3 separate regions of the Homo sapiens genome follow, and all the other regions are linked to region 3. Evidence: chromatin loops called from intact Hi-C (ENCODE). Cell type or tissue: OCI-LY7. All regions are shown on one strand.

Region 1 (8,000 bases), 310 kb before region 3:
TGGGGACACTAGCCTTGAGGGTAACCAGTCTGGCACCTTTAAATCACAAGTACAGAAAAAAGTGAAGAACAAAACATAAAAATAGCCCCACACATCAGTAGGACAGAAAAGGTACCTGAATCTTCCCTTTTCACATGAACAAACATTTACAAACTGTGTCCTTTAGGGAGAGATTCAGAATGGAGAGAAAGTTACTCAAGCATAGTGTATGCTTGCCTCTAGAGGCACTTACCCCACACATTATTAAAAGCACACCACAATCTTAAGGCCCATCTTTTAGACAAGTATCTCAGCACTTTTAAACAAGAGAAACCAGGAGAATAGTACCAAACTTCAAGGCATCAGAGCATGAAGGAAACACAGCTGATTAGCTCAGACCCAGGGCTGGTGTGAAGAGCTTGCTGCCAATGCTGAGCAGTCAGTCAATCAAAAGATCCGATGACAGAGGGCCGGCAGCCGATGGGGAACTTTGTCAGTGAATTAAGATTTCCAAACAAAACCAAAAATGGTGTTTATATATTATTACTTATTTTATATATTGCTTTGTACTGACTCTAGATTCAGCCAACAATTCTTCTTATCCTTCACCTCTGCTCTCCCATCTATAGCAACCTCAGCAATGTGTCAGAAATGCCTGCTTTCCACCACATGCCTACTACCTAATCACCCTTCCTTTCAAAGGCTATTGCAATGGCTTCCTGATTGTTCTGATATCTCTGATTTACCTCCTCTTACCAACAGAAAGACTTTACAGAAGTCTTAATAATGGAGCTAATCTGAAGAGTTAGAATTTTAACAAGTCATTTTTGGGGATGGCATGGGTGAATAGTGGCATTCCAGGGAAATCTACAGGTTGAACAAGAGAAGTGGCATAGCGTGATATGGGTTTTCTTTTCTTTGTTTTTTTTTTTTTTTTTTTTTTTTTTTTTTTTTTTTTTTTTTTTTTTTTTTTTTTTGTGACAGGATCTCACTCTGTTGCCCAGGCTGGAGGGCAGTAGTGCGATCATGGTTCACTACACCCTTGAACTCCTGGGCTCAAGTGATCCTCCTCCCTCAGCCCTTGCCACCAGTAGCTGGGACTATAGGCACACGCCACCAAGCCCAGCTAATTTTTAATATTTTCCTGTACAGATAGGGTCTTGCTGTGCTTCCCAGGCTGGTCTCAAGCTCCTGGGATCATGCAACCCTCCAACCTTGGCCTCCTGAGGTGCCGGGATTATAGTCATGAACCACTGCACCAGGCTGGGTTGTCATATTTATTTTCTCTTTTGGTAATATGAATTTGTTTCTTTCATGATGGCAAAATAAACTTTTTATTTAAAATGTTTTTCCTGTGATCACCACACAACTGATAAAAATAAGCCACAGACCCTCTTTTGCAAGCAGTGCTTGTTTTGAGGCAGGACCAAAGCTGTCCACAGCCATTTTGGGAGTTGATGCATGGTGACTGAGCATGACATACTCCCAAACTTTCCCATTATTCACCATCAAATGTAAAGTATTAAATATGTGCAGATGTAAAGCCAGGTCACATTTTTCTTTATGTCTTCCTTGCTACTTGAATTATAATAGACATTTTAAGCACAAGCAAAATTAATATTGTACCTTTAAATATGATAATGAACTGAAGCTCTATATGCCAATTGTATGATATATCAGCATTCCCATTAAGCACATTCTTCGATATATTCTGCAAAAAGTCTTGGTTCTAAAAGTTGAATCAATAAGATTATATAAGGGTAGTGAAATGATGGCAACATATTCCTAGAAACAAAACCTGCTCCAGTTTATCCTACATATGGCTACTGAAGTTATTTTCCTGAAGCACAGTTTCCATTAAGCTGATTTAAAAATTATCTTCCACTGAAGGCCCAAAAAGATAACAGAATGAGTTTGCATTCTTTATATGACAGGCCCATATGATGTTAACTGAAGGCTCTAGGATGGTGGCATTTTCTTATCACCAAAGCTTTTATTTCATGGACTCTGTAGTATTGATGCATGTAATAATAGACAACTTGTTTCTTAAACTGCTTATACTCTAGGACAGTGACTCTCAATCTTGCCTGTATATTGCAATCATCTGGGAAACTTAAAAAAAAAAATATTGATCCCTGGTTCCCAACTCCAAAGATTCTGATTTCATTGGTCTGGAGGTGGGATATTACAGGAGAGAAACTTTTAAAACTCTCCAGGTGATTCTATGTTGAGTCAAGTCAAACTCAGTGTTCTGGGGGTGCCTATTTCTGTCCTGCTTGTCAGAAGAAAAGCTGACAAGTATCGCCCAAACAGGTTTCGTCCGCATGCAAAACAGTTTGGGGACAGACTGCTCAACCACGAGTTGGCTGAAAAAAAGAAATTCCTAACGCATCATAATACATGTTGTTTTTCACCAGAGAGAGTATTCTCCCTAATGCTATCTTTATATTTTAGTTTGAAAAGTTTGCAATGGCTTTCCATCCATTGAAAATATACATGAGCAGAATCAGCTAAATTTTCTCATAAAATATTTTGGTAGCATTGAGCCAGAGAAAGTGGTTTACTTATATTAATTGGAAGCACTGCGATAGAACAGGCTTCTTTTGGGTTGCCGATGAATTTATCATATGGCTCTTCTGTAGCCTTAGACAATATAGAATCCACAAAGAATGTCAACTGTTAGCCATGTAAAGTAAGATATCACATATCACATCATACATCAAACTGAGTTCTCACTATTTTCTTGGGACTCTGTCTTTACATAATGTAGCAATATGCAATCTCCTATGGTTATTGCCATTTAGCTCTGTGAATACAAGAGTTTTTATCATATCTTAAAAGCTGGACTGTAGGACACATGTAGTTCTGTCACTGTGCTTGTGTATATCTGATTCTATAGAGAGGCTTGAAGGTTCAACAGGTACGTGGCTAGTGGGGGAAAGGTGGCTCCAATGTCTGTTTCCCTCTCTCTTGTTTTTCCCTCTACAAATACATATACACACTCACACACACCCACACTCAAACACTCGCAACAAGAAAAGGATCAATGACTGCCACTAGGATGAGTGGTAGACACAAAACAGTTTCGGAGACAGTCACATTAAGAAACATTTTAACATCTTAGTCCAAAAAGAGAAATTAAGGTAAAGTAAAAAAAAACAAAAAACAAAACACACACACACACACACACACACACACACACACACGCACACAACAAGCCAAAACCCCAAGGTTGTCAGGGAGAGGAGTTCAGGAATGAGTGGATAAAGGCCTGGGCAGCAAACCAGATGAGATGAAGTGAAGGCTGAGTGATCTCCTGGCAAGGGGAAGTTGTTATAAAGTCTAACCACGATGTGATTCATTTATAGACAGAGATTTGCTTAGCTTAGACCTTCAGGTGAGGTGGTAAATTAGGAGGGGGAGTCCCACAGAAGGTTGCAAAAGCAAGCATGTTTCGCTGATGTAAATATATGTATTGTGAAGGAAACTAACAAAAAATAGAAAATTATTGTGCATTTTTATCTGTGCTCAGCACTGTCCTAAGCATTTCACATACATTTTTTCATTTAGTCCTACCAACCAATTATTCTCCTTTTTAGATAAGAAACCTGATGTTCCATCACCTGGCCAAAGTCTCAAAGGCAGAATGTAGTGTGGCTGAGACTGGAACCAGGTCTGACTTGTAAAGCCCATTTTCTCAATCAGCACATGTTTCTATGTATACAATTCAATCATAACTCTGACCTATATCAGTATTGTTTAGGAGCAGAACCCATTAACACCTGCAGGGAAAGAGGAAGGGCCAGTCCAGCATCACTTCTCCATCCCCACAAGCCTCAGGGGATCTTAGTGAAAGTCATGATCTACCACAGGTGGCGAATCAGGACAGGTGATGGTCCTCCACTGCAGCTCTTGGGTGTTGACCCTTCAACTCTAGCTTTCCATCAGGAATGTGAGTTTGAGAACCACTGCTGTAACAAGGACTGTATGCTTCTGTGTTCCACCAAGAGTAGTTTGTCCCGGGGTATTGGAATGCAGTGATGGCTAGTGCCAAATCTCCCAGGAGATATATTCTAGGAAACTGGAACTTTAATATGAGGCGGAGAGGGGCAGAAAGTTGGGCAACATATACCCTATTCCCAACCTTGATGAAACTAATAGCATCTATACACATAGTAGTCATGACAGTAACTTTTTGATAACAACTTCCACTCTCAGGAAAAGTAGCAAAAACAAAACAAAAATACCATCACCACCACCACAACAAACAAAACAAAAAACAACCCTGTTTTGCATTTTCGAGTATAATACATGGTTATCTTTTGAACAGTTAGATGTAACATGGTGTAAAGAAAATCAGATATGCAATTCTTGCCTTTGTTACTAGCTATTGGCAGCCTAGACAAGTTTCCTAAATTTTCTGAGCCCGAATTTCCTTGTCTTCAAAACAAGCAGCTGAGTAGACGCACTCACTAGATAAGTGGTCTTAGTTGAGTCACTTATCCAGCCATTCTGTCAATCCCTCAACAAATGCACTTGGTGAGTTTCTATTTGCTGTCAAGCACTGCAGTAACCTTTTCTAGGCTTCTCTAAGAGGGAGATGATCATAACTGCCTTAAATACTTGGCTATGAAATTCGGAGGAGGTAACATCTAGAAGGTGTCCAGCATGAGACCTACTTCTTTCTCCTTTAAACTATAGGAAGTATATAGTTCAACTTCAAAATAAAGAGCTCATAACAACTAGAACAGAAAGGCACATGCTTTGGACTGTTCTCTAAAGATGACAGTCAATGAGTGGAAAATAGAGGTCCCTATGTCTCTGAGGCAGTTGGTTAAGATTTATATTTATCAATATTTTACTGATGGAATTTTTCGGTAGAAATTTCAATCCTAATCCTAATCCTACAAAAATTTGTAGACCCCGGGGTGATGATAATAGTCAATATTTATTCAGCGCTTTTTATGGACCAGGTGTTAAGTATTTAATTGTATTATCTCATGTAGTCACCCCAACAACTCTATGATGTAGGTTCTATCATTATCTCCATAACAGTTGATGAAAAGGCAGCATAAAGAGATTATGTGCCTTGCCCACAACCACAGAGTTAAATATTGAAGCTGGAATTGGGGCTTAGGCAGTCTGACTTTACATCTGTCCACTTAACCAGTTTTCTAAACTGACTTACTACTTTAAAAGTCCACAATTCCTAAAATTATCTGGCCAGGCAGGAAACTTGATTAAATCACAGAACATTCCTGACAGAAACAGTAGTATTTCTTTTGGCCAAAGCAAGATTTCTCTTTAAGTTAATTTTTACACATGGACATTTTCACATTCTCCGTCTTAATTTTTTAACCAGTCTTCTATATTTAGAATTCATTTCATGATTGATCTGCTAACAGAAAAATCAATATTTACTAGTACAGTTAGAACCGCTATTGCAACAATTATTTTTGCCTTATGGTTTGAATCTGCTCCGTGATCTCTCCCGTGGGAATCTGCATTTCCCTTAGGTCCACTCAAAGGGTAAATCTGCCCAGGTACTTTTAGCTTTTGTGGTAGGAAATCTCCAAATTTATTCTGGTTATTTGAGACCAAACCTGATAATAAGGGAACCCAAAGGGGTTTTTCTAAAGCTACTGTATTTCAGCAGCCAGCAACAGAATAATCTTCCCTCTGTGAAGTCATCAAGCATCCCTTATATTTGTCTAGTGCTTTATCTTATTTATCAATGCATTTGATCCCTCAATAATATTTGGAGGCAGCAAAGCAAGGGTTATAATCACTCTCATTTTAACGATGAAAATACTAAAACTTAAAAAGGCTTAGAGGCCTACAGAACTTAAGAGTTCAATGTGTGACTTAAGACCATGTAAAGTTAGATCAGATCCAACAAACAGAGCTCAGGCAGAAGACTATGTTGCAAATGAGGTGGAATCCATGTACATAACATGTAATAGTCATATTGACACCAAGACATAAATGGGAGCCACAGTTTGCAGATGGAGAACTATGACTCATTTTGTAAAGAACATTAGGTTTTCTCCAGTGTCCCTCTTACCTTCTTGTTTCACAAAAGAAGAAAGCAGACAAAAAAGAGTGTTAACCTGGACAAGATTCTCTGGATAGTAAACTTTTTTTTTTATTTTTTGAGATGGAGTCTCACTCGGTTGCCCAGGTTGGAGTGCAGTGGTGCGATCTTGGCTCACTGCAACCTCTGCCTCCCAGGTTCAAGCAATTCTCTGGCCCCAGCCTCCTGAGTAGCTGGGATTACAGGTGTGTGCCACCATGGCTGGCTAATTTTTTGATATTTGTAGTAGAGATGGGGTTTCACCATGTTGGCCAGGCTAGTCTCAAACTCCTGACATCAGGTGATCCACCCATCTCGGCCTCCCAAAGTGCTGGAATTACAAGTGTGAACCACCACACCTGGCTTGGATAGTAAACCAATATGCAAAGGAATGAGTATTTCTCCAATGATCATATTACCCTTTCCATTTTAGAAAAGATGTGTGCTATGATTTGAATTGGTTCCCTCCAAAATTCAGCAGTAGATATTGTGATTTTATTAAAAAGTGTTGATCAGGCCATACGGGCTTCTCTGTCATGAATGGGATAAAGCCCTTTGTGAAAGAGGCTTCATGCGGCATTCTGCTGGCTTGCTCTTCCACTGTCTGCCATGTGAGGAGGTAGCACAAAGCACCATCCTGGAAACAGAGAGTAGCCCTCACCAGAAAACCAAGCCTGCTGGTGCCTTGATCTTGGACTTACCAGCCTCTAGAACCGTGATAAAATAAATTTTCATTCTTTATAAATTACCCAGTCTCAGTTATTCTGCTATAGCAGCACAAAATGGATGAAAACAATATGTGACTAATAAAAGATTTTGTCCATACAGTACCTGCCTCCATGGGAGATACGAATTTAGAATATAGAACAAAAAGGGGAAAATAAAAATTATAATTAGCCTAAATTAAAATTGTGATATATAAAGACTGAAAATAAATTTGCAGATTCACATAAAACTTCATAATTTCTATATTCTCATATGAATCTTATAATAACTAAAAGCTAAATGAGACAATTATCATCTTCCCAACACATGAGTTAACATAGGAATGACCTTGTACATGACTTGAGAAGTAGGTAGCAGAGTTGCAACTCAGCCCAGTCCAGTGATCTTTGAGCTGGACCATACCATATTACCTGCATAAATGGAACTGGCCCCAAAGATGGTGCTATTCTCCCCTGACACTACTTCCTTAGGAAGCCAATTCATCTTACTCGGGATTCTGTTTTACCGTTTAGTAGCAAAGTATCCATAATACATTGTTAAGAGGATTTCAAGGGTCATAGGACGTGTAGAAAATTTAGAAAGTAGCCATTCCAAACTCTTCATTTACAGACTCTATAACAAAGGGTAAGAGAGAGGCAATTCATTGATTAAGATGTCATAGCAAGCTGTCAGGAGAGATGAGACCTGAGAGCCTTTGGGCTCTCAGTGTAGCACTCTCTCAAGATGCACAGAGCTATCTCCCAGGTGCCCTACCTCAAGTATCAGTTTCTTCCCACTAGTAGGCGCTGTTGCCTGATTGTGAGGAATTTCTCCTTCTACCTAACAGTAGATTTTCATTGTAATTAGGAGTATTGCGTGGGACACTAAGTCTACAACATGGCTTCTGTATGACTCCAGAACAAGGTGAACTCCATTACAATTGCAACCAGTAGAGTCATGCCATTTCTCTCTGAAACACTGTGGTGTTTTGGATTTGTACATCTCAATGTTCTGGAAACCAAAGGAATGGCAGTAGGACATGGGGTACTGAGTGGGTTCTGCAGAGCTGTGTTGAGGCAAAAAAAAGTCAAGGCTCTGGTCCCTGTTTGACCATAGCTGGTATAAAATGATTGCTTTATACGTTGGTATTATCTAGAACATTCATTTAACAGAAACTTTCCAGTTTGGCTTTGTTACTTCTTCGTCTTATTATTATTATTACTTTGAGACAGAGTTTTGCTCT
Region 2 (8,000 bases), 56 kb after region 3:
TTATTGACCACTGTGTAAAAATATAAAATAAAATACATGAAAAATATACTCAGCTAATGTTCTGGGGAAATAAAACACAAATACATACACACACACACACACACACACACACACACACTTTAGATATTTTTAAAGAAGTAGCAAAGGACCCAACATTCACCAATACAGAAGTTTAACATCCTTGAAGTGTGAAATTGTTAATGAAGACATTTTATCTAATGTGGAGCTCAAGATGAAGCTTACCCACCATCTGTGAGTTCATTTGTACATGTCCAATGACAAGGAACTCATTACCTTACAAGACAGCCCCTTCCATGGCAGAAAAGTTATGACTGCTAGAAAGTTTTCTGCAGCTGAAGCCTGTATTCCCATAAGTACCACCTATTGGTCCTACCTGTGCCCTCTAGAATCACAAAACCTCTAATACATAGCAGACCTTTATATATTTCAGGTAATTTATTTGTTTCCCACTCAGTTTACATCTTTATGTGTTTCAGCTTTAATCAGTCTAGTTCTTCCCCTCTTTAAAAAGTAGCCTTACGACTTTATAACCAAATATTAAAGATAAATTTTTAAGTCTCAAACCAGTAGCTTTCAAACTTTTCCTTAGCAAAATAAATGGTTTCTTCATGCCAAATCATAAACAAAACCCCAAGTATAAATAGAAAAATTAATAAAACCATTACAGGGGCATTTAAATCATCACACTTTGGCAAAACATACTTTAATTTGGGGGAAGCATAAAATGCATTATTGCCCTAGTATCTCCAGTATGCTATAAGCCAGACTGGAAACCCACTGGTCTAAAATATTACAATACTGTGAGTGAAGAAAAAAACAAAATTGGTATCTACTTTATCTATATATTCCTAGGACCTAATACACAGTATATCCCATCATCAGATCTCAGCAAGTGATTGTTATATAAAAGAGAAGGTAAACTTAAACCCATGAAAATACTAAGACTTAAGCTCTGGTTTCGAATCGTTTTAATTCACATTTCAAACACTGTTCTTGAAGGCTCTGTATAATTAGGATGACCATACATCTCCAATTTATACCTGCTGTTCTGGTGTAATTATTAACAGTGCCCCTTTGCAAAAGTGTCCCAGTTTTGACGATAACTCATATAATCACCTACTGAAAACACTGTGTTAATGAGGTTTTGGTCGTTTAGTCCAAGTGAATCCTGAATACAGTCAAGTCCTCTCCCAGAAGTTCCATATGGCTAAAGCCCTCCCATACTTTTGGTTCATTACTGGCGTGGATAAGAGGCCACAGCAATTAGCAACGGGAAGTAGAGGAGGCTTTGGGGGCTTCCCTGCTTTAGGAGCATGTGCTCTTAAGAAGGAAAGAAGGTACTAAAATGAATCTTCGGGAGAAAAGCAAGATATAGCAGAAACCTAGCAGAAACTATTATCAACTAACCTATTCACTCAGCCTCTTTCTCCTGAAGCAAAAATGTCACTTTTTCTTAAAATAAAAATAAAAATAAATCAAGAGTGTTTACTTCAATTATATCTTTAACACCTGACCCCACACATACGAGATTATCAGTGATTTTATAATATATACTTGGTTACAAGTACTAGAAGGACAATATGTTGCCTGATTCTTAATTTGGAGCAGGAAAAAAAAAAATGTGTCTAAAATACATCCAAATGCACTCACTAGGGTACAATGTAAAGGTGGAAGGGATTACTAACAACTATTTCACATTTCTAAATTGGGGTTACACAGAGTTGAGGGAAAAGTCAGAAGAATTCAGTGAAGGCTCAACATTTCGGAATGTTTCAAGGTGGTTCTTTTATGGCCTATTAATTCCACGTGCAGTTGCCTTGTGTCTGGGTGGGTTTTGTTACTGCAGTGGCCTCCCATCTATTCCAGGACCACCTCCTTTTTCAATCAAGGTTGCCTTATAAATGCACCTCAGTATCTGGCCAGGATGGTCCCAGTTGCTCATTCTGCTTGTTTTGGAAATTTCTTTTACCTATTTTGCCTGTTTATTGTCAAGACAATTTAGAAATTTTTGGTTAAAATTCAAGAATAACTGACCTGTGAGTTGTACTGTGATTGCATGAAATGTAGGGAAAACAACGGTTTAACAACCTCTATGTTTCCTTTTAAGAATAAGCCTATTTAGTTTGTTATAAAGAAACCATTTTACATTAATTCTCATTGCAAAACTTGTATTTGGCTGGTGAGGAGGAAAGTGGGGTCAAAACAGTGCAGCGAGGGAGCAACAGCATAGAAGGTAGGCAAGCTTTTTTAAGACAGAACTCCCCCCAGACATGGTAAGCACTGATATGTTATAATATCGCATGTCTCCATGTAGTACTTTCCAAGATGTTTGAAACCAAAACAGTTTAGAATACTCTCCCACCTCAGGGTCTTCCCTCCTTACAGCATTTTTCTGATAAATAGGAATTCCCCCTTAGGGATTCCCTAAAGTAAAACTGTTGCAGTCCATTCTGTTATATAATTAACTACACTGACAAGTAGAGATGTAATAGAACGTAATTGTTACTCTGGTTCCAACTTAATATCTACTACACACAAAGCCTTATGGAAGACATGCCCGAAATATGAAAACCATCACCCTTAATGTGGTGGATATGGTAGATCGACACTCAAACTTCCCATATTGCACAGGCTGTCTTGCAGGTAAGGTTTGATTGCAAAAGAAATTCTGCCAAAATATATGTAATTGGCTTGATATTTGAAAGGCAAAAGTAAGATGGAAGACATGTTTCTGCTGTTTGCCCTGTTTTCTGTTAGAAGAATGGTGACACAGACATGGGGTTTTTCAGCATCTGTGTTCTCATATTGAGTCTTCAGCTTGGTGGCTGTCAAAAAGCAGCCGTGACAAAAAGAGTAAGTAGCTGGACTCATGTCTCAGTGTCCAGCTACCATCATTCTGACTATGGCTTTTGATCTCTGTTTCACAAGTTTTGTGATGTATCACTGAACTCAGTAATTCCCATGGTGGCTTCACCATTTTTGTCTTGCTTGATTGTAGAAAATGGAATAATTTTGTGCAGTTTTGTGATTCATTTCTGGAGACAGCCTCGATTCTGCTCCATGCAGTCCATCTAATTACTTCTGTGAAACACCCTGTATTAAGTACCTTCCACTTAAAATATCTAAAGTGGTTTGTTTCCTATAGTGAATCCTGACTGAAACTCCCTCAAGATCCTTACAAACTCCCTCAAGATCCTTATGGGCAATAATGATATTTTATCAACAACAGACAGGTTCAAATTCATCAAGCAAATAAATCCTGAGTGCCTATGCAAAGCACTTGGATCACCTCTAGAAGAGCCGTGCACAGAGCACACCCAGTGCCGTCCCTCTCAAAGCTCCCAGTCCAGGGGGAAGAGGCATGCTACAACTCCAGAAGTACTGAGTGATATGGAGGAAGCCAGCAGAAAGCCGAATCTAGTCTGATCTCCGCACGCTAGCCTCAGCTCTATCACTCACCAGCCCTGTTTTCTAACCCAGGGGGCTAGATGAATGAAAGTCCCTTTCTCTCCAACATTCCACACCTCCACAGATGAGTCTTTGTACTCATGAGGGAATTTACTTGGATTTAAGTCCTAACAAGACTTCCTAAATCTTCAGTTCCCTAAATCTGAAGGTCAGAACACAAAGGTCACATAACACACATGCCCGATACAGTTTAAAAGGGAATAGGAATCTGTGACCCCGAAGTATTCTGTGGCAGCCTACAACTAGAAAGCCTCGAGGAGAAAAATCCAAAATTGTGGTTGCAGTACTTGTTAAGAACAGCAGAGAACAAACAGTGTCTTCAGGGTCTCTCTCTTCTTGGAAAATTTCTGCCTCCATGTCTGACAAGAAGGAAGATTATTTACAGACACTGGTTTCTCTTAAAGTACTCAGACCAATAGGTATAGTAAAAGAAATATTAGGCAAATGCAGTAATGCTTAGATCTCTCAAGAAAAGCCACTAATTTCCTTATGTGTCAGACAAGAAAATCTTTGAAACTCATAAATGAGAAGGAGTTTTTGTAGACGGAAAGAAAAACAGCAAGAGAGATCTAGTAAGACGTCTAAACCCAGTTCTGGCACCCGGTCCAGCAGTGGCTGCAGGCCAGGGCCTTCCAGGCCTCACTGAGCCTTAATTTCCTCACCTGTAAAATGGAGACAACAATCCTGCCTAGCTTATCCCATGGGTGTTTATGCTGATCAAGTGAAATACTAAACGTAAGAGCATTTTGTAAATAGCAGAGTGATATACATGTGAAGGAAGACTATTAATAAAGGAATTTCAAAGGAAAGCTATAAATAGTACTTTTTAAAGCCCAGGCAGCAAAAGAAAATGTAAATATAGCAGTGATTTTACAATTTTGTGATCTAGAGGAAGAAATGGTGATCAGAATTGTGACAAACAATGATGTCCAAAAGAGAAGAGAAACCAGCTCGGCTCTGTCATAATTGTCTCAGTTCCTGTACCACACACAACAATGGAAAGATTGCAGGGAGGGGCAGGAGCAGGCCTGTGACTGTGGCACACCAAAGACACGGAGACACAGCTCCAAGAAAATGACGCTTCTACCTCTGTAATAATAACAGTCAGAATCTCATGCTGTGGGTCCTCTATGGATCTGAAAGTGGCTTATGCAAGTGACTTTACCACTTTCTCAGTTTTATCTCTTGGAAGGAACACAATTGGACAGAGTGAGGCCAAACTCCAGGTTTGCTCACCTGGATGAACAGAAATGCAAAGGCAGATCTCACCCACAGTTAGATTTCAGGACCCAGAGGGGATAGGCAGGTTCAGACAAGATTCAGGCAACAACTCACCCAGATTTCTTTCTTTTTTTCTTTTCTTTTTTTTTTTGAGACGGAGTCCCATTTTTTTTTTTTTTTTTTTGAGACGGAGTCCCACTCTGTTGCCCAGACTAGAGTACAGTGGCACAATCTTGGCTCACTGCAACCTCTGCCTCCCGGGTTCAAGTGATTCTCCTGCCTCAGCCTCCTGAGTAGCCAGGATTATAGGCTCCTGCCACCACACCTGGCTAACTTTAGTATTTTTAGTACAGATGGCGTTTCGCCACATTGGCCAGGCTGGTCTCGAACTCCTGACCTCAGGTGATCCACCCACCTTGGCCTCCCAAAGTGCTGGGATTACAGACGTGAGCCACCACGCCCAGTCTCAGATTTCTAAGAGACCATGGAGGGAAACTAAGCAGGAGGTCAAGCACAGCCAAAACTGCTCAGTGCCCTCCATCCTCAATCCACTGTCAAGCGGTCAGGTTAGCAGACAAGTAGAACTGAGCCAAAAGTCAAGTCCCAGGCCCTTGGGCACAAAGGCACAGGAGAAGTTCTAGTTCTGAAGCAAACCAGTGACCTATTAGTCTGTACTGGGGTGTAGATATCACAAAGCTCTCCAGGGTATTGGGACATCAGGTGACAGAGAGGTGAAATAAGTGAGATAAATTAACTCTACCTATAATTCACATAAAAAGAGACATCAGTGGCACACAAATATACCAAACACACACACACACATACGCACACACATACATACACACACACAACTTAAATAATAATCAGGGAAATATAAATTAAAATAGCCATGAAATGCTTTTTCAAACAGTTTGCCAAAAAAATGAAAGATTCATAAAATTCACCATGGGACACGATTTGTCAGGAAATTAACATTCACAATATTATGACTCTTCCTATAAACCTACATATTCTCTATTTGTTTATATATGAGACATATTACATATTGTCTATTGATGCTTTTGCAGCACAAAGAGTTGAGGACCTGTGACAGAGACCATCTGGCCTACAAAGCCTAAAATATTTACTACTTGGCCCTTTACAGAAAAAGTTTGAGGACCTCAGGTGTAAACTTAAAAGTTACTGCTTTCAGTTACTACAGATATAACAAATTTCTTCTTTGCCTGAAGACTTTTGCAAGTTTTATTTTTTAACATGACCACTAATTTATATCAGGGTTTATTGTGAAACATACTCATGATGTAAGTTTTTCATTAACGCTGACCAATTATCCCAATGCCATGAGAATAATCCTTCCTTTTCGGAATGTAGCAAGGTGGTTCTTTTATTGCCAATTAATTCCACGTGCAGTTGCCTTATGTCTGGGTGGGTTCTGTTACTGCTTTGACCTCCCATCTATTCCAGCACCACCTCCTCCTTCAATCAGAGTTGCCTTATAAATGCACCTCAGCATCTGGCTAGGATGGTCCCAGTTGCTCATTACACTTATTTTGCAGATTTCTTTTACCTATTTTGCCTGTTTATTGTCAAGACAATTTAGAATTTTTTGGTTAAAATTCAAGAATAATTGACCTGAGAGTTGTACTAACTGTGATTGCACGAAATGTAGGGAAAACAACTACTTAACAACCTCTATGTTTCCATTTAGGAATAAGGCATGTCTCAACTTATTCAAACAGTCCTTCATGTGAGTAAAAAATGTTCTAGAACCTTTTATAAGACATGCACAATTGCACAATTCTCACTAAAATGTTTCCTCTTTGATTTGCTGTGAATGGGATCCTAAAGATTGGAAAGTACTCATCTTCAAAGGCAATAAAAAAAAATAACTGGAAATGAGGCATGTGGAAACATATCTAAATTTACAAATAACCAGAGAAATGCTAATACCAAAAAAACAACATATTTAATACTAGCATGATAGGGGAGATGCTGACTCACTCACACATTCCTACTAAAGCTAAAAAAAAAAAAAATCCCTTTCACAAAACAAGTCATCAATAGATAGAAATAACCATAAAAATATTCACCTCTGGGCCGGGCAGGGTGGCTCATGCCTGTAATCCCAGCACTTTGGGAGGCCAAGGCAGGTGAATTACCAGATCAGGAGTTCAAGACCAGCCTTATCAACATGATGAAACCCTGTCTCTAATAAAAATACAAAAATTAGCCGGGTGTGGTGGCGCACACCTGTAATCCCAGCTACTCGGGAGGCTGGCACAAGAAAATTGCTTGAACCCAGGAGGCGGAGGTTGCAGTGAGCTGAGATCATGCCACTGCACTCCAGCATGGGCGACAGGGTGAGACTCTGCCTCAAAAAAAAAAAAAAAAAATTAACCTCTGACCCGTGTGTCTCAACCCTCAGACATCATATATAAGATTATTGAAGAAGTAAGCTACATTTATGCATAAATGTTAATCATCGCAAAATTTTCAAATAATGAAACAATTAAGATATGGCACAATCACTCAATGAAATATTAAAGTTATTAAAATTGTAATCATTCAAGAATATGCAGTGATATGGAAAATGCTTAATGTATGATGTCAAGAGATACACAGCATGATGGGTAATTTATGCTAATAGCTAAAGACTTGAAAGGAATACATAAATATGATCATGATAGATTGCACCTGTATCTGGGTAATAGATTTATGGGTGACTCTATTTTACACCTACATGTTCTGTAGGTGTAAAATTTTACAGTCTACATGTTCTGAACTTGATAGAATGTTGTAACTTCACTTGTACAAGTTTAAGAAGAGGGGACAAATTATTAAGTGCCTTACAGATATAAGGTTTGTAATTTCTTTGTCATTAAAGGCAGGAAAATGAGACTCAACGATAAGAAAAGCCTTTTCCTAAGGCCACAGACTAAGTCACAAGCAGAAATGGGACTAGAACCCAGCTCTCTAGACTTAAGATAGCATATTCTTTTCTACACAGCATTTTGTATCCTTATTTTTCTAAAGGCAAACCAACTTTGGGGTCATTATAATGTCTTCGTACATTATAAATAAGCAGTTGAAAACAGTAATATTTAATTACTCTCTATTACAATAACTGCTTTGAAAACCCTGCAAAATGCTTTGATGGGCTGGAGTTTGAATTAAACTTCTCTTCTGAATATGGCTATTGAACAGAATAATGGGCATCAAAGTATGTCCTTCCTCACAATTTCAGAGCTCAGTTAAAGGTTCATTTAATAGAAGGGGAAAACTGGCTTTGG
Region 3 (8,000 bases):
GAGTTTCACCATGTTGGTCAGGCTGGTCTCGAACTCATGACCTCAGATGATCCACCTGCCTCGGCCTCCCAAAGTGCTAGGATTACAGGCGTGAGCCACCGCACCAGGCCTGTAAATCGATTTTTGAAAGATTATGCTGATCATATAGATAAATGTGAATTAACATAATTATTTAAACTGATGAGCAATAGTACAGCAATAGTTCCTAATCTATGGGCAGGGTATATATTGGAGATACTGCAAAGGTCCTGACAATTCTATGCCTGCTCACTGAGCATTATTCATGTATGTGATTAAATATATTTCACACATATTTGTATCATTTGTAAAAGTATGTAATTGTTTTCTCATCTGTAGAAAAAACTAATACCAATGTCTCAGCGCTAATCAAATTTACAAATCTAACTCACACGAATAATATGTGACATTAAATATTTACACGTTATCTATGTATTATAATTCATAATACAGGTTGGGCGTGGTGGCTCACACCTGTAATCCCAGCATTTTGGGAGTCCGAGGTGGGCGGATCACGAGGTCAGGAGCTGAAGACCAGCCTGACCAACATGGTAAAACCCTGTCTCTACTAAAAATACAAAAATTAGCCAGGCGTGGTGGTGCACGCCTGTAATCCCAGCTACTCAGGAGGCTGAGGCAGAAGAATTGCTTGAACCTGGGAGGCAGAGGTTGCAGTGAGCTGAGATTGTGCCACTGCACTCCAGCCTGGGTGACAGAACGAGACTCTGTCTCAAAATAATAATAATAATAATAGCAATATAAATGTTACTTATTTTTGAGGGGGGAAGACTATGCTGAGCAACAACAGTAGTAAAAAGAGTAAGAAATAAGATCAGATCGATAGCACAGAACCATGATCTAAAGGCACAAGGACAAAGTAGCGAAGAGTGAGATGTACAGTCAGATTGCCTGATTTTAAATCTTGCCTCAGCTACTGACTCACCAGGTATGTGAGCTTAGAAAGTTACTTTCTTTGTGTCTCAGTTTTCTAATCTATAAAACACACTAGATAACAGTCCCTGTCTCATGGAGTTTGTTGTGAGATTATTATAGTTATTACATTTAAAGGACTTGAAAGAGAGCCTAGCATATGGGAAGTGGCTGATAAATGTTAGGCATGATTATTGTGGAAATGAAAACAATAGTATATATTTCTAAAAATTCATGCATTTATAAGTGCTATTCCAAGCCCGTTAGGCTTCTGTGAGGTGGAAGGGAGAATGGAAGAAGGAGAAAGGATGAGGAAAAGAAAAGAAAGAAAAAGAAAGTCAATCAAAAACAAGAGAGAGCCTCTTCAAGGACTATTAATAAGAATTGACCATGCTTGGGGTCTTATATTTAACTCAGCCCAGTGGATCTGGTATACATAAGGGAGAAAGAGCAGAAATATTCATGGAATCATGTCAACAGACGTGCAGTAAAGTAAAAGTTTCAAAACTCCTGGTTCCAAGGACCTCAGAGCTATTGTTGTTGCTTCCAACGTCTTTTGGATTTCCTACCACACAATAAACCAACCTTGACTAGTGTGTCACTTTCTATTTTTTGCTATCTTAGTATAATCTCTGACTACGAAAGGCCCTCAAGTAGAAAAAAGTATCAGAGTTGCTCCATGTTGCTGCAGAAGGCAAAAGATTTAAGAAGGTAGAATACAGTTTAAAAAGACACATTTCTGATTCTAATTCTAAACCAGGTAAATTCCAAGGTTTTTCAGAAAAGCACGTTTCAACAACTCACTAAGATTTTTATGAACATAAAAAGCCTCAGACACACTAAGAAATAGTGCAAAATGCATTTTCTTTACAAATGTTGTTTGGGAGAGGACTACCATTTGCCATATACACAGGCTTACTTGGTTCCTCTCAGTTATAGCACAGGCCACACAAATTTCCAGAGGTGAGATTAGTCCACAGTCTCCTACCCAAGTCCCACTGAACGTCCTAGGCAAAACTGACAGAGATCGTCTTTCTGATTGGTCCCCATATTTAGCCCCACCTTGGTTGCTACAGTAAATGTTAGATAAACTTACCACACTTCAGAATAAATTAACATTTATTTAGATAGATATTTAGATAAAGATATCTAAATATAGATCTTTATCTAAATATAGATATCTAAATATAGATATCTTTATCTAAATATAGATATCTTTATCTAAATATAGATATCTCAATATAGATAGATATTATTATCTATTATGTGTTAGCTTTTGCACGAGTCATCTCAGGTAACCTTCCTAAAAACCCAGGGAAATGAGAATATTATCTCCATTACAAAGACGGGGTGAAGGAAAACTCAAAAGGGAGTTTGTCCACGTTCCCAAACCTCCTAAATGCAAAATCATAACTTGAACCCAAGACGTCTGCCAACAAGTACAATTGTTTTACAACATAACACAAATAGTCCTAATGAACATCCCAAATTTTGAATTACAGAGCCCTAAAGATCCAAATCCTATGACCCTCTTTTTACAATCCAATATAGACCCTGTTATAAAAATTATCTTTATATTTTGAGTTGATAGCTTACAAATTCAACCCACTGATAATGTTGAATAGTTTGAAAACAACCTCCAATCTACTCTTCTATGTGGTTGAGGCTTGGGAATCCACTCTGGCCCCCCAGTACAACAGTAGATAATTTGACACAATCAAATGAGAGTAAATGGTAGTAAACAAAATAGAAATAGCACTGATGGTAAATGAGGAGGCATATGTTCTTGTCCCTACTCTATGGCCATACTGCTATAGAATCCCGGAGAGTCACCTTTTTTTTTTCTTCTAAGATGGAGTCTTGCTGTGTCGCCCAGGCTGGAGTGCAATGGCGCGATCTCGGCTCACTGCAACCTCCACTTCCCGGGTTTTAAGTGATTCTCCTGCATCAGCCTCTGGAGTAGCTGGGATTACATGCCACCATGACAGGTTAATTTTTTTTTTTTTTTTTTTTTTTTGAGGCAGTCTCACTCTGTCGCCCAGGCTGGACTGCTATGGTGTAATCTCTGCTCACTGCAACCTCTGCCTCCTGGATTCAAGTAATTCTCCTGCCTCAGCTTCTTGAGTAGTTGGGATTACAGGCACCTGCCACCATGCCTGACTAATTTTTGTATTTTTAGTAGAGACGGGGTTTCACCATGTTGGGCAGGCTGGTCTCGATCTCCTGACCTCATGATCCTCCCACCTCGGCCTCCCAAAGTGCTGGGATTACAGGCGTGAGCCACCACGCCCAGCCAAGAGTCACTTTTGCTTTGGACCTTATATATGCCCTGTAAAATCAAGTGATTCTCAACCCTGGTTTCACAAAATCATGTGGGAAATTTCTATAAACTACTGATGTGCAGACCCACTGCAAAACAATGAAATCAGAGTCTCTCAAGTTGAAGCCCTGGCATTTGTGTTTTATAAAACTCCCTCCAGGTAAAGCCAGAATTGATTGCATAGATGATCTCTGAGGTTTTTCTCAAGGCTTTCTAAGGTTCTGTATCCAAAGGAATCAGAGTTAGACCACACAGGCCACAAATCACATGTCAGACTTTTTGAAGCCCATACACTTCAAAAAACCTCCTTAATTAAGCCAACTGCTAAAGGAGAGACACCATCTCGTCTCTCACTCGTCCTGTGGTCACCAGCACCTGCTCTTGAGAAAGCAACTACAAAAATGAGAAAAACAGAAGTTCTATAATAGAATCCACATTTCTAGAAAGCTTACAAATGAGGCTTAGAGCTAAAAAGGACATGGAGAAAAGGCAAAAGAAAGCCATGAAAACAATCACGGTCCAATCATTCCCTGGGCAACTCACTCCATTGCCATGTTGAAAACATAGATGTTAGAAACCAAAGGGTTTTTTGAAGAAAGCAGGAGCTGAGTGGGAACTTGGAGAACAACAATGAAAGCAATGCCACAAAGAGAAGCTGACAAGCTCTGGAAGCAGCAAAACATTTTCATCAGTCCGTGAAAAATTAAGGAAATTTGGGGAAATGAGTTTAGAAAAGGAGATTGTTTACAAACAAATAAAAACAAAGAAAAATAAAAACCCACAGAAGCCTTTTGATGGCAATGTAAAACCAGTTACTTCAGAAACTAAAGACAGAGAAGTTAAATGACATACACAGTAACCAACAGGTTACAATGACACTTTTAAAAAGAAAAGGCTGAGATAATCTATGGTCAATTTCATGATGTTTTGACCTTGAGGGCCTGACTGGCACGGCGTCTGGAGAGTGGCAGAAAGAGACACATTTCAGAAAAACTGAAAGTCAAACACCACCTGCTACTTTCACTAGTTCTTCTAGGCCGTGTGAGATTGGAGTGGCAAAATGAAGCTGGGCTCTCATGCTCACTTAAAATGATGGACAACACCAGTGTGTTTATTAAAGAGAGCTGTTTCTAGTCATTTAAGTGGTGTCCCACAAGCCGTAATCAACCAAGCATTGTGGACAAGACTCTCCTGAAATTATTATGCATAGAACACATGTGGCAAGACCGCTGCCTTCAAGCAGACTATGAGAAGGCTCTTACTGAAAAAGAAAAACAGTGGGTGCAAAACTGGCAGAAAACTTCCCCTCCCTGTTAAATGGCATACGGAAGAAACAAATAAAATAATTTATTCTAAGAAGAGAGACCTTAAAAATGATAAAACTGATAGGAAACCATTACATCTATCCTGTATCACAAAAAATGGCCAGGAATTCTTTATCTCATTACCTTGCTGCATATGTTGGAGATGTGTGTGTCTCTGTGTGCCTGTGACTTTCACAGCTTGAGCTATTATATATTTATTTGTTTATAATCTATCAGGAGAGCAAATACTTTGGTCATTGCTTATTCCTGGTCCTAAAACAGTGCCTGGCACATCATGAGTTCCAAACATTGCCTGAATAAATGAATGAATGAATCAATGTCTTTTTTACTTTTTTTTTTTAAATTATACTTTAAGTTCTGGGATACATGTGCAGAACGTGCAGGTTTGTTACATAGGTATACATATGCCACGGTGGTTTGCTGCATCCGTCAACCTGTCATCTACATTAGGTATTTCTCCTAATGCTATCCCTCCCTAGTCTCCCACTGCCCAACAGGCCCCGGTGTGTGATGTTACCCTCCCTGTGTCCATGTGTTCTCATTCTTCAACTCCCAATTATGAGTGAGAACATACGGTGTTTGGTTTTCTGTTCCTGTGTCAGTTTGCTGAGAATGATGGTTTCCAGCTTCATCCATGTCCCTGCAAAGGACATGAACTCATCCTTTTTTATGGCTGCATAGTATTCCATGGTGCATATGTGCCACATTTTCTTTATCCAGTCTACCATTGATGGGCATTTGGGTTGGTTCCAATTCTTTGCTATTGTGAACAGTGCCACAATAAACATATGTGTGTGCATGTGTCTTTATAGTGGAATGATTTATAATCGTTTGGGTATACATCCAGTAATGGGATTGTTGGGTCAAATGGTATTTCTGGTTGTAGATCCTTGAGGAATGACCAGACTGTCTTCTACAATGGTTGAACTAATTTACACTCCCACCAACAGTGTAAAAGCATTCTTATTTCTCCACATCCTCTCCAGCATCTGTTGTTTCCTGACATTTTAATGATCACCACTTTAACTGGCGTGAGATGGTATCTCATTGTGGTTTTGATTTGCATTGCTCTAATGACCAGTGATAGTGAGGTTTTTTTTCCATATTTTGGTTGGCCACATAAATGTCTTCTTCTGAGAAGTGCCTGTTCATATCCTTTGCCCACTTTTTGATGGAGTTGTTTGTTTTTTTCTTGTACATTTGTTTAAGTTCTTTGTAGATTCTGGATATTAGCCCTTTCTCAGATGGACAGATTGCAAAAATTTTCTCCCATTCTGTAGGCTGCCTGTTCACTCTGATGATAGTTTCTTTTGCTGTGTAGAAGCTCTTTAGTTTAATTAGATCCCATTTGTCAATTTTGGCTTTTGTTGGCATTGCTTTTGGTGTTTTAGTCATGAAGTCTTTGCCCATGCCTATGTCCTAAATGGTATTGCCTAGGTTTTCTTCTAGGGTCATTTTTATTTTCTATAATAAATTCATGCTTATATATTTTCTTTCACAAAATCCTAAGAACAATCTAGTTCAAGTATAACAAATGTATTTTCCTATTTAATATGCAATCAACGAGTCGGGCATAACTTTTTCTTTCAAGTTCAAGATTTAAAGGCATTGCTAAAGGTATAAGACTTTTTGGTTTATACTTATAATTTCTCAAAATTTACTTTTATACATACCTCTTATCCTCTTAACATATACATGCAATGATACAAACCCTTACAGCCCTATATTATTTGTATTATTAGAAAAAGAATACAGCTCCACCATATCAATGCTGTGTAGAACAAAAATACATCATCCTTGTAGTTTAAAGTATTGAAATTATTTAGTTATTCCCTTCCCAAGAAGTGAAAAATATCTGAATTGTAAAGAGAAAATTTCCAGGTTGGAACATTTTAATGAAGAGAGGAAAAACACAGCTTCTGAGCAGGTTTGAGGAAGAGTCAAAGATGTATTTGAAAATTATGCACTATATTTGCAAAGTGAAGCATGTCCACTAAAAGTACATTCTTTATACACATGCTAACAAAATTAAGGGCACACCATCCTTTATTGAATGAGAGCCTGTTAGAAGAGCTAGTGTGTACCATTTCCTTTTGTTCCCTGGAGGAAAGCTAAGGGATGAAAAATACTTTGTTAATGAATAATATTAAGCTGCAAATTCAAAATTTTAAGCCACTGAGATTGATAAATTAAGGTTCTGATGGCAACCCAATTCTTTCCTGTCAGGCACATGGTATAGCTATAACTGGAACACTTGTTTCCATCTTAAGGAATGGGGAGGATTGATACAACACGAGATTCAGCATTGCTAATTAGGAAACATCAGCAAAAGTCGTTTGGAAGCTGCTGGAGTCAAAACCACAAAGAAAAGGACATGAAACTCATCCCACCATTTTCTCCTTAGCCCAGAAAGTGAGATCATAACAGTCCTTCATGTTTGTTAAGTACCTACAACTTACGATACGCTTCTATACAATATGTCATTTGAAGGAGAAATAAATGCAGGCCAATACTTTCCATCTCTATTGGATAAATGGAGAAACTGAGGTTCAATAGCGTAAGATAACCCTGCCAGGCCACAGAGCCTTCACGTGATGAAGGCAGGCCTCAAAACCAAGCCAATACCTTTTCACTCTAGAATATGGCATCAGACTGAAGCTATGCAGCCAAGAACTTGCTTCCGCCCTTTCTTTTCAATTGCATTATTTTCAATGGCAAGCAGGAATTGTCATTTTTGTTGTTGTAGATTGTGGTCAATGAACACTTAATAGAGCCCCAGTCTGAAAACAGTTTCTTCTCTTTTTTGCAAGTATTATGTGTACCTTTGTGTACAGGTGTTGGTAATAAAAGCATAGAAGACAAAGTTCAAGTAATGAAAATCAAGTTCTGAGAGAAAAGATCACAATGATCCCTTCATCAACCTGTCCACATGTCTCTGTCTTGCCTTTGAAAACAGAAAAAAAATTTGTGTGTCTCAGAATGCTTTTTATCATCTCCAAAATGGTTTTACAAATAGACACACAAACTCTTTCAACGTGCTCTTAAACAGAAAGACTCCTGGACTCAATCAGCACTCCTCTGGGTAACTCACGTATCTGCTCTTCTTCTTCTTCACAGAGCCAGCTGACATTCTCAAGACGAAACCCCTCAATCTGACATGTAACTGTAAAATCACTGGGCCCGAGGAGTGACTGTAATTAAGGGCTTACGTTGAAAATGTATAAACAGAGCTTGATTCTTAAGTTTCGAAAATTCTTCACAGTGATGGTGTGAACTAAATCCACAGCCACATAATAATCAAAACAGAAAAGCAAAAGAAAGCCACTTCAGGAAATACCACGGTCACACCTCAGTTGGCTTCATGCTACAGATTATAGAAAATATGTTGCTGCCCGGGCCACCAATCT

Evidence for each region. Hi-C counts contacts between places; a loop is a spot of excess contacts. Peaks named below come from ENCODE experiments on the same cell type or tissue, not always from the same donor. Only the 100,000 strongest peaks of a DNase experiment are listed, where the experiment ranks them.
Region 1: it touches region 3 in a loop (8-fold over the local background); 2 of 110 quality-filtered maps call a loop at or near these places.
Region 2: a loop joins it to region 3, with 3 times the contacts of the local background. A loop is called at or near these places in 5 of 110 quality-filtered maps.

The regions. Positions count from the first base shown.
Region 1 is chr3:188,748,766-188,756,765 of GRCh38, reverse strand. The region is part of intron 8 of LPP (LIM domain containing preferred translocation partner in lipoma); the gene reads right to left. Among named protein-coding and RNA genes, the nearest start is that of MIR28, 64 kb to the right of the region's middle. In OCI-LY7, CTCF peaks have their summits at 7,374 and 7,585; DNase peaks (open chromatin) are centred at 315, 3,335, 3,795, 7,545 and 1 weaker place; H3K4me3 peaks cover 3,485 bases; H3K27ac peaks cover 4,952 bases.
Region 2 is chr3:188,386,670-188,394,669 of GRCh38, reverse strand. The region is part of intron 3 of LPP (LIM domain containing preferred translocation partner in lipoma); the gene reads right to left. Among named protein-coding and RNA genes, the nearest start is that of LPP-AS1, 180 kb to the left of the region's middle. In OCI-LY7, no CTCF peak of the experiment used is centred here; DNase peaks (open chromatin) are centred at 3,769 and 4,479; H3K4me3 peaks cover 1,469 bases; H3K27ac peaks cover 2,437 bases.
Region 3 is chr3:188,442,573-188,450,572 of GRCh38, reverse strand. All of the region lies in intron 4 of LPP (LIM domain containing preferred translocation partner in lipoma), which reads right to left. Among named protein-coding and RNA genes, the nearest start is that of LPP-AS1, 120 kb to the left of the region's middle. In OCI-LY7, no CTCF peak of the experiment used is centred here; DNase peaks (open chromatin) are centred at 3,622, 4,312 and 7,952; H3K4me3 peaks cover 2,637 bases; H3K27ac peaks cover 2,801 bases.